2 separate regions of the Homo sapiens genome follow, and region 1 is linked to region 2. A link is an interaction called in ENCODE POLR2A ChIA-PET data of the cell type or tissue named here. Cell type or tissue: PC-9. All regions are shown on one strand. Links, peaks and the distances in the headings refer to the core of each region. The heading gives the core; the rest is flanking DNA.

Region 1 (4,278 bases), core at 607-3,106, 670 kb after region 2:
AAGAAGAAGGATACGGAGCTCTTCTGATTCAGGGTCAATTCCATTTCCTTGTCTGTCAAATGGAAAAATATTCTGTTTACCCTCTAGCATCCCTTCTAGCATACAGATCTACGATATTAAAATATTGCTCTTTTCAGGCCTAGGCATAGGGTAAGACGAAACTAACCCACAGCAGAAGGTTATGAGAAGGCTAGCGATACTCTCTTCAGGGAAGTAGGTCTAGTTATTAAAAAACCATATTCAGAAACATAGTAAACTACCAATGCTAACAAATATTAACATTGCTTTATTTAGTCAATTAATTACTTATTTTAATTCAGTATGATGATCACTTACACAAAATGTGTGTGTTGGGGACAGTAGCATGCTGATAAACTGGCTCTTTAGAGAAACAAACGAAGCCCTGAACTGTAGTGTTTGCAGATTTTCATGGTGTAAATAGTCCTACTGTAGCTAGTTGCAAGGTATGAACCTGATGTCACTGGATCCCTTGACAGGGAACTGGGAACATGTGTACAATTGGCTCTCGAGGGCCAGCTCAGGATCCAACACACCCCTAGTTGGGTACAGTCTGAGCAATGTCAAGATTTGTTGAAATCAGCTTAAATTCCTATATTACGATTTTATTTTCTCCTTTCACTATTTGTGACAGGAAGACCTAGTCTGACACATATTTTGAGACTCAACTCCTATCAGTGGAGAGTAAGCAGTAAAATCACTTCAAACCAGAATGGAGTCCAGCCATCTGGCCCTTCTCCTGCAGGGCAGAAAATCATGGTGGTAAGCAGACCTTTAAGCTCTCCTCACTACAAGCCACTTGACCGCCTAACTGCTGTGGTGGCCTGTGCTGGCAGCAGCCCCATTTCCATCACACACTTACTGAGCTATATGCCAGTTACCCAGCTCAACCCACAGCCCATGACACGTATTCAATAAATGTTAATCAAATACAAATTCATTCTCTAACAAGGTCTTGAATGCCCATCATTAAAACACTGTAGTTTCTGTTCTAATGAAAGTCAAGTAGATCCAACAGACTGCTGGTCAGCTGAGTGGAGAAAGAAAGTAATGGGCGATGTCCGGAAGGATAAACACCATCCTCTCTAACAATGGCCAGACTCATTCTGCTGACATAAGGGAAGATGAAATTAACCCACAGCAGAAGGTTCTGGGAAGGCTAAAGGTACTCTTTTCAGGGAAGGTAACTCTAGTGATTTAAAAACACATTCAGAAACATCATTATCTCTACTGACAAGCAGTGGTCCTGGGGAACCTACCTAGACTAGAAGCTGTAAGGCCCATTATCCTTGTACAAATTCGTTTCCTCATCGTTTTTTTGTGTTTTTTTTTTTTTTTTTTTTTTTTTTTGAGACAGAGTTTCGCTCTTGTCACCCAGGCTGGAGTGCAATGGTGAAATCTCAGCTCACTGCAACCTCCACCTCCCAGGTTCAAGCGATTCTCCTGCCTCAGCCTCCTAAGTAGCTGGGATTACAGGTGCATGCCACTATGCCCAGCAAGTTTTTGTATTTTTAATAGAGACGAGGTTTCACCATGTTGGCCAGGCTGGTCTCAAACTCTTGACCTCAGGTGATTCACCAGCCTCAGCCCCCCAAAGTGCTGAGATTACAGCGTGAGCCACCACACCTGGCCAGTTTCCTCCTCTTTAAAACAAGGACATCAATGCCTATTTGTGCAGATTCAGTGAAACAGCATACACCGTGCCTAGCCCTAGGTCAAGGACACGAAGGTTTAGTAAATGGCAGATGTTATGATGACTATTACATTCATGTAAGTCTCCACATCCCTTTTTTCTATCTTCTCATACCTTCATATTGACTCCCTGCTGGTAAAAACGCATCTCTAAGCCCTATCAAAAATATTGATCTGCTGCCCCCTTTCTGAGGTGTCTGGGAATTGTTTTGTGTTACGGTTCCAAGCTGCTTGAACTGTAGGCAATAAGTAAAATCTTCCTTGGCTGGTGGGACATTCTGTAGGGTCACAATTTCAGCATTTTGCCTTGTGGACTGTGCTAGATAGGACAATGGCCCCCTAAAGATGTCTACATCCTAATCCCTAGAACCTATGACTGTGTTACCTTACATGGCAAAAGAGACTTTATTGATGCAATTAACTTAAGGATTTTAGATGGGGAGATTATTCTGCATTAACTGGGTGAGCCCAGTTTAATCTGCAGGGTCCTGTGAGAAGGGGACATGAGGGTCAGGATCAGAGAAGAAGATTGGATGATGGAAGCAGAGGTGGGGTGATGAGGCCAGGAGTCGGGGAGGGCTGGCAGCCTCTAGAAATTGAAAAAGGCAAGGAATGGAATGTCCCCTAGAGCCTCCAGAAGCATCCAGCCTCACTGGCTTGCTGGCACCTTGACTTTGGTCCAGTGAGACAGATTTTTGACTTCTGTCGTCAGAACTGTAAGATAACAAATTGTTTTAAGCCACTAAGTTTGTGATAATTTATAATAGAAGGAATAGGAAATTAATACAAAGGCAAATAATAAAACACGGGTCATGAGTCCCAGAAGGGGAGCAATCCTTCCTCTCCAAACCCCATATGTGAGAGGAAAGGACACAGTCTCCTTGGTCTATGACCGTGTCACTTCCTCAGGTGAGACACTTTTACAGCAGGAAAGTACGGGTCACCAACCAGTCCTCAAACCTTTCAATATTATAGCTTAAGTCAGGGATAGGAAAGGAAGAAAGTTAAGTGTGCAAAAAGCTGTAAGCCATCAGTATTGTGGAAGTCAGGTGATTACATGTATATACACATAAATACATTACATACACTTAGATATACATAAAATATATAAAGGTTATATACTTATATATACTTTAGAGTGGCATATATACTTCTATATATACATAGTATATATAGTATATATACTTCTACATATACATAGTATACATAGTATATATATAGTATATAGAAGTATATAAATATATATAAGTGTATACGTGGTATATACTTACATATACTTATATACTTCTATATACTTTCTATATATACTTTAAGTATATACTTTATATATACTTTATAATATATATACTTCACGTATATATACACTATATATAAAGTATGTATAATATGCATAGTATATTTTATATTATACATATTATACATACTTTATTATATTATATATTTTATAATGTATATATTATATAATATGTACACAATATGCATATTCAATTATATATAATAAAGTAATAATATATTATAATATATAAGATATTTTTATAATGTATATAATATATAATACATATTATTTTAATGCATATAATATAATATATAATTATAATATATGATATATAACATCACAATGTATAGAGTATGTAACATATATTATTATAATATATATAGTATATATTATTATAATGTATATAATATATAATACATTATTATAATGTATATTATATATTTATTATTATGTATATAATATATAATATTATGATGTACATGATATGTATATTACATATTATATATACATACTTTATAATATATAAAGTATGTATAATATGTATACCTTATAATACATGCTATATATACTTTATATAAAGTACATATACTTCATAATATATGTACTATTTATACTTTATCATATATAATATCATATATAAATTATATACATTATACTTTACATATATACTTTATGTATACATATACTTTATATACATATATACAGTATATATATTTCAAGTATGTATAATTAGGTGTAAATATACTTTATAATATATATTATACTTTACAGATATACTTTATATATACATATTTTTATATACATAAATACTTCAAATATATGTATATATAAAGTATATACTTTAAATATATAAATACATAAAAAGTGTGTGTGTACATATACGTATGTATATAAAGTGTATATATATATAAACTGTATGTGTACACACACACACACATACACACACTTATGTTAAAAGTTCAGAGTAATGACACTGTGAGTGGATGAAGAAAGCTAAGTAAGTGATTTTCCAAACAGATACTGAAGAGGAATTAGAAAACAAATGACCTCAACTGAATTATGGCCTCATTTTTGAGGAATGAACTGTAGGCCCTGAATTGTAGTGTTCAGGAATGAAAGCTCCGGCTTAGAGTGCATAAGGAATTCTGTGAAACCACTGGAAACCATTTGGTAAGAAATAACCCCTCCTGGCAGCAGGACTCAGGCTCTTTCATGACCTCACCGGGAGTGTAGCGTGAGTTCCTGTGATCCCAACTGGCCCTACCCACCGTGTTTGAGCCACATTTGTAAAC
Region 2 (4,278 bases), core at 1,020-3,519:
TGAAGTACACACAGGGCAGTTACTGTACAGGTGACATCATGCCTTAATAAAGAAAGCAAAAGGTGCATGGAACACATTGGCTTTTTCCGCTAGTCCCATTTTTCAGGTTAGACAACTGAGCACCCAGAATTTTTGTTTGTTCTCCACCAAAGCGCTCACAGTGGCCCAGTAAGACCTATGGGATAAATTTAGAGTCTCTTCCCAGGGGATGCCATCAAATACACACTTTGTCCATCTCCTCTTTTTGTTTTACTCCAGTTTTTCTGGGGATGGAGGGTGGAATTCAAGCACGGATGAATTTCCAAGACTGGCACAACACACATGCTGGGAAACCTTTTTTCCCTCCTCCTTCTAAAATCAAAAGGACAGTTTTTATCCCAACAGCAAAGCCGTGGGTTTGGACAGACTCAGATCCCCAGACCTCCCTCGAAGTCACAGCTGGGGGAACAGGGACAGTGGCAGCGACAGGTCCATAATGACATGCATCCTCTAAAAGAGCCACTGAAGCAAGAGTTGGAGATGGGAGAGAGAGAGGCAAGAACTCTCCCTCCCACACCCACACCCACACCCACACCCAGAGATGCCTCCACCCTATCCCCAGGGCCTCTGCCGGGGCCCCTGGCCTCCGCTGTGCGCTTACCTCAGCCTAGCCCCGGGGCCCAGGGAGGCCACAGCTCCCGGAGGACAGGCGGCACTGAGCCGGAAGCCAGCGCTGCCGCCTGTGCCAGGCAAGGGTGCCCTGACCTCCCTCTCCAAAGCCGACCTTGGGAGAGGAGAGGAGAGCTGATGTCACATTCACAGGTTCCAAGCAGCGCCTCCCCCCCAACACTCCCGCGGAAGAAAGGTGGCCTGGGAAATATGTCTTGGCAGGGACTCCCCCTACTTTTTTTTTTTTAACCTTTTGGCAACTTTGACCAAACACTGACAACAGTCAGGACCAACATGTTCTCAAGGCCCCTACCCGGAAACCACCGCCCATGCCCTCCCCAATATTCTCAGGTCCAGCCTGGGTTCTACTTCAGCTGGAGTCCCTTCTCCCACCCCACTCCACGCCACCCCACCTTGCTGAGGCTGCCCCTGCAGGTTCCAGCAACGCCCAGCCTTCAGGTGGAGAAGTGGGGCAAAATGAAACTGCCCAAGCGCCTCCAACAGCACTCACCACGCCCCGTCTGTGTCATCCCGTGAATATGAATTGGAAACACAAAACGTGGCCAGCCATCCGCCCACACCTGGCCCTTCTCGAGCTCGGGGAAAGTAAATAGTAAGGAAGAATGCAGGATTTCAGACCTGGAAGGGCCCCACCGTGCCAAATATAATGGTGCCCCTGTCTCTTTGAATCCTGAATTTGCAAGACGTGTGCCTGCGCGCGCGCGCGCGCGCCTGTGTGTGTGTGTGTGTGTGTGTGTGTGTGTGTGTGTGTGTGAGAGAGAGAGAGAGAGAGAGAGAGGGAGAGAGAGAGAGATAGGAGAAGAGAAGAGAGAGAGAGAATTTCCGTGTCTTTTTCTTTGTGTGTCAGGGGCGAGGGGTGGCACCTGCCTTCTCTGTCCATCTCTCCATTTCTCCCTCTGGCAGCAGCTCCCTTTTCCTCCTGTAGGGGCAGAGGGAAGCCCCATTCAAGCCCACAGAAGGCAGCTAGGGCACTGCCAGGCAGCCTCCCAGCAAGACATTTTCCCAAGAATCAAGAAATGAGGGGAGAAGGAGAACCCCAACAAACCAGTTTTACAAGCTTGATGCCCCCACCCCTCCTCCACTTAAGGCACTGCTAGACAGAGATGCGGGGAGAAGAACTAGAGGTGAAAAGAGCTGGACAAAGGAGTGAATATGAAGGATAGCTTCATAGCCCCACCCCACCCCTCAGAGGACTGCAGGGGGAAAATGCTCCTTTTGGCCACAGTCACTCTCAGAAAGGGAAGGGAAGGAAGGGAGAGATGTAAAGAGGAGGATTTTTTTTTTTCCCCAATAGAAAGTTTGCTGTGGCTGTTCTTGCCTTTTTTTTTTTTCTCAATTTTAATTTTTTTGGGGACAGGGTCTCACTCTGTCTCCAAGGCTGGAGTGCAGTGGTGCAGTTATAGCTCACTGCAGCCTCAACCTCCTGGGCTCAAGTGACACTCCTACTTCAGCCTCCTGAGTAGCTGGGACAACAGGCTCAAGCCACCATGCCCAGCTAAGTTTTAAAATTTTTTCGTAGAGATAGGGATCTCACTATGTTGCCTAGGCTGGTCTTGAAATCCTGGCCTCAAGCAATCCTCTTACCTTGGCCTCCCACAGTGCTGTGATTACAGGCGTGAGCCACCACTCCTGGCCTATTCTTGCTTTTGAGGCTACACTTGAATGCTGGAAAGTATTTGATAAAACTATTTTTTATGTATTTCTTTCTGTATCTCTGTATTAATAGATATCTATAAATAAAACATGCTGAGCCCCCAATACAGATACTACACAGTAGCAAATTGTACTGTTTTTAGCATTCTCCAGCTTTCCTTTCTCAACTTTTGCGTAATAAAATTTGTAACTTTGCCAAGCCAATAAATTTGGTATGAGATGTTGCATTTAGCTCAGCAAAGCTAACAGTCGTTAAGTTGCTTGAAAATCACACAAAGAATGAGGAAGTATTTTATCATAGGCAAAGTGAAGCTATCCACACCACTAGGCCTGATTTAGTCTTGGGTTGGTAACTATTATACATTTCTACTCTATGTAGCACTTTTGTGAAAAAATGTGTAATATAGTTATTAGGCCTGTGACACATCACACATCTCCAGGAGCTATGAAGAAACACAGCTTCTCCCTATAGTCCAAAAAATAATGGTTGATTTAGCACAGGAAATATGATGGTCAATGTAAATTCATCCTGTACATTTTAAAAACATACAACATATGCATCTCTATTTCTTGGACACTCATCCATAGGATAATCATAGATAGCAAGTGTTTATTTAAAAGAGTATTTCCAATTCTCTAATCTAGCATTTCCCAAAGTTCAGTTATTCATTAAACTGCTTCACAATTTTTACCATATTTGGGTGCCACCTGTACATTTTTACTTAATATTTTCCTTTTAACTGACTTGTTTCTTTTACATGAATAATTTTAAGAAAATTTTATATCATTACTATCTTAAGCAATAATGTACATGAAATTATGGTTGGTATGCTTAAATAATCCATATGAAATCATGGTTGGTATGGTTAAAAAAACTACATGAAATCATAGTTTAATACATGCTAAACATTTAATCATTATACATTCATTAAGCTATTAAAAATAAAAATGTTTGGCTGGGCATGGTGGCTCACACTTGTAATCCCGAGGCCGAGGCAAGTGGATCACCTGAGGTCAGGAGTTCGAGACCACCCTGACCAACATGGAGAAATCCCATGTCTACTAAAAATTCAAAATTAGCCAGGCATGGTGGCGCATGCCTGTAATCCCAGCTACTCAAGAGGCTGAGGCAGGAGAATCATTGAACCCGGGAGGCAGAGGTTGTGGTGAGCCGAGATTGCGCCACTGCACTCCAGCCTGGGCAACAAGAGTGAAACTCCATCTAAATAAAATAAAATAAAAATGTTCGTACATGTATCTTCTATGCCCACACAGACATGCTCACCACCCTTGGGGAACATGCTCACCACAGTTCCATCAACTGCAATATCTTATACCTTCTTGTTTAAGAATTAAGCCCTGTTTCAATTCCTGTCTCTGACCTTTACTTTCAAGATAACTTTCAAATATTCCACACAAAAATGCTCCTACAGATGCATCTCAAAAAACAGATGTTCCGGCATCCAGAATCTAGAAAAACAAAAGGTTCACATCCCAAAAAGTTTTTAACGGATACCTCCCCTTGGCTTCTTGCTCCAGTGCTGCAGCAGTTATCTTTTATCTCCCTTCCCACTCTCTATTTAAATCTCCTCTCTGAGTGCCACTGACACACATGCATGCACACATCTGAACCTATAAATTAGACTAAGAGAAAATAATGATATGATTATGTATTAATAATTCATGATTAATAATTATATTAGGATATTATTGTTTGTTAATTATTATTATTAATATTAGAATCATATTTCACACATCTCAGAAAAATGTGATAGCCAGTGGCTGCCTCCTCATCTTTTAAATGTTCATTCTATGTCATGAGTGACATCCGAAACTAAAGGGACTCTGATGCAGGGAAAGACCACTTGAGGGTGAGGGGAGTTGAGTCAAGTCACTTCATTAAGTCTAATTTGTGAAGTCATTTTAAACAAGCTTTCCATGTGTCTGAATGAGATG

What was found. ChIA-PET counts read pairs that join two places held together with the same protein. Peaks named below come from ENCODE experiments on the same cell type or tissue, not always from the same donor. Only the 100,000 strongest peaks of a DNase experiment are listed, where the experiment ranks them.
Region 1: POLR2A ChIA-PET joins it to region 2 with 6 read pairs; 3 of 35 experiments call an interaction of 5 or more read pairs at or near these places.

What each region holds. Positions count from the first base shown.
Region 1 is chr6:11,616,350-11,620,627 of GRCh38, reverse strand. No RefSeq gene overlaps it. Among named protein-coding and RNA genes, the nearest start is that of TMEM170B, 81 kb to the right of the region's middle. In PC-9, for the core only: a CTCF peak has its summit at 1,876; no DNase peak of the experiment used is centred there.
Region 2 is chr6:12,284,858-12,289,135 of GRCh38, reverse strand. It overlaps a transcript of EDN1 not described here. Among named protein-coding and RNA genes, the nearest start is that of EDN1, 3.4 kb to the left of the region's middle. RefSeq lists enhancers at 166-666, 667-1,167. In PC-9, for the core only: CTCF peaks have their summits at 1,400 and 1,605; DNase peaks (open chromatin) are centred at 1,125, 1,655, 2,205 and 2,575; H3K4me3 peaks cover 1,336 bases; H3K27ac peaks cover 2,432 bases.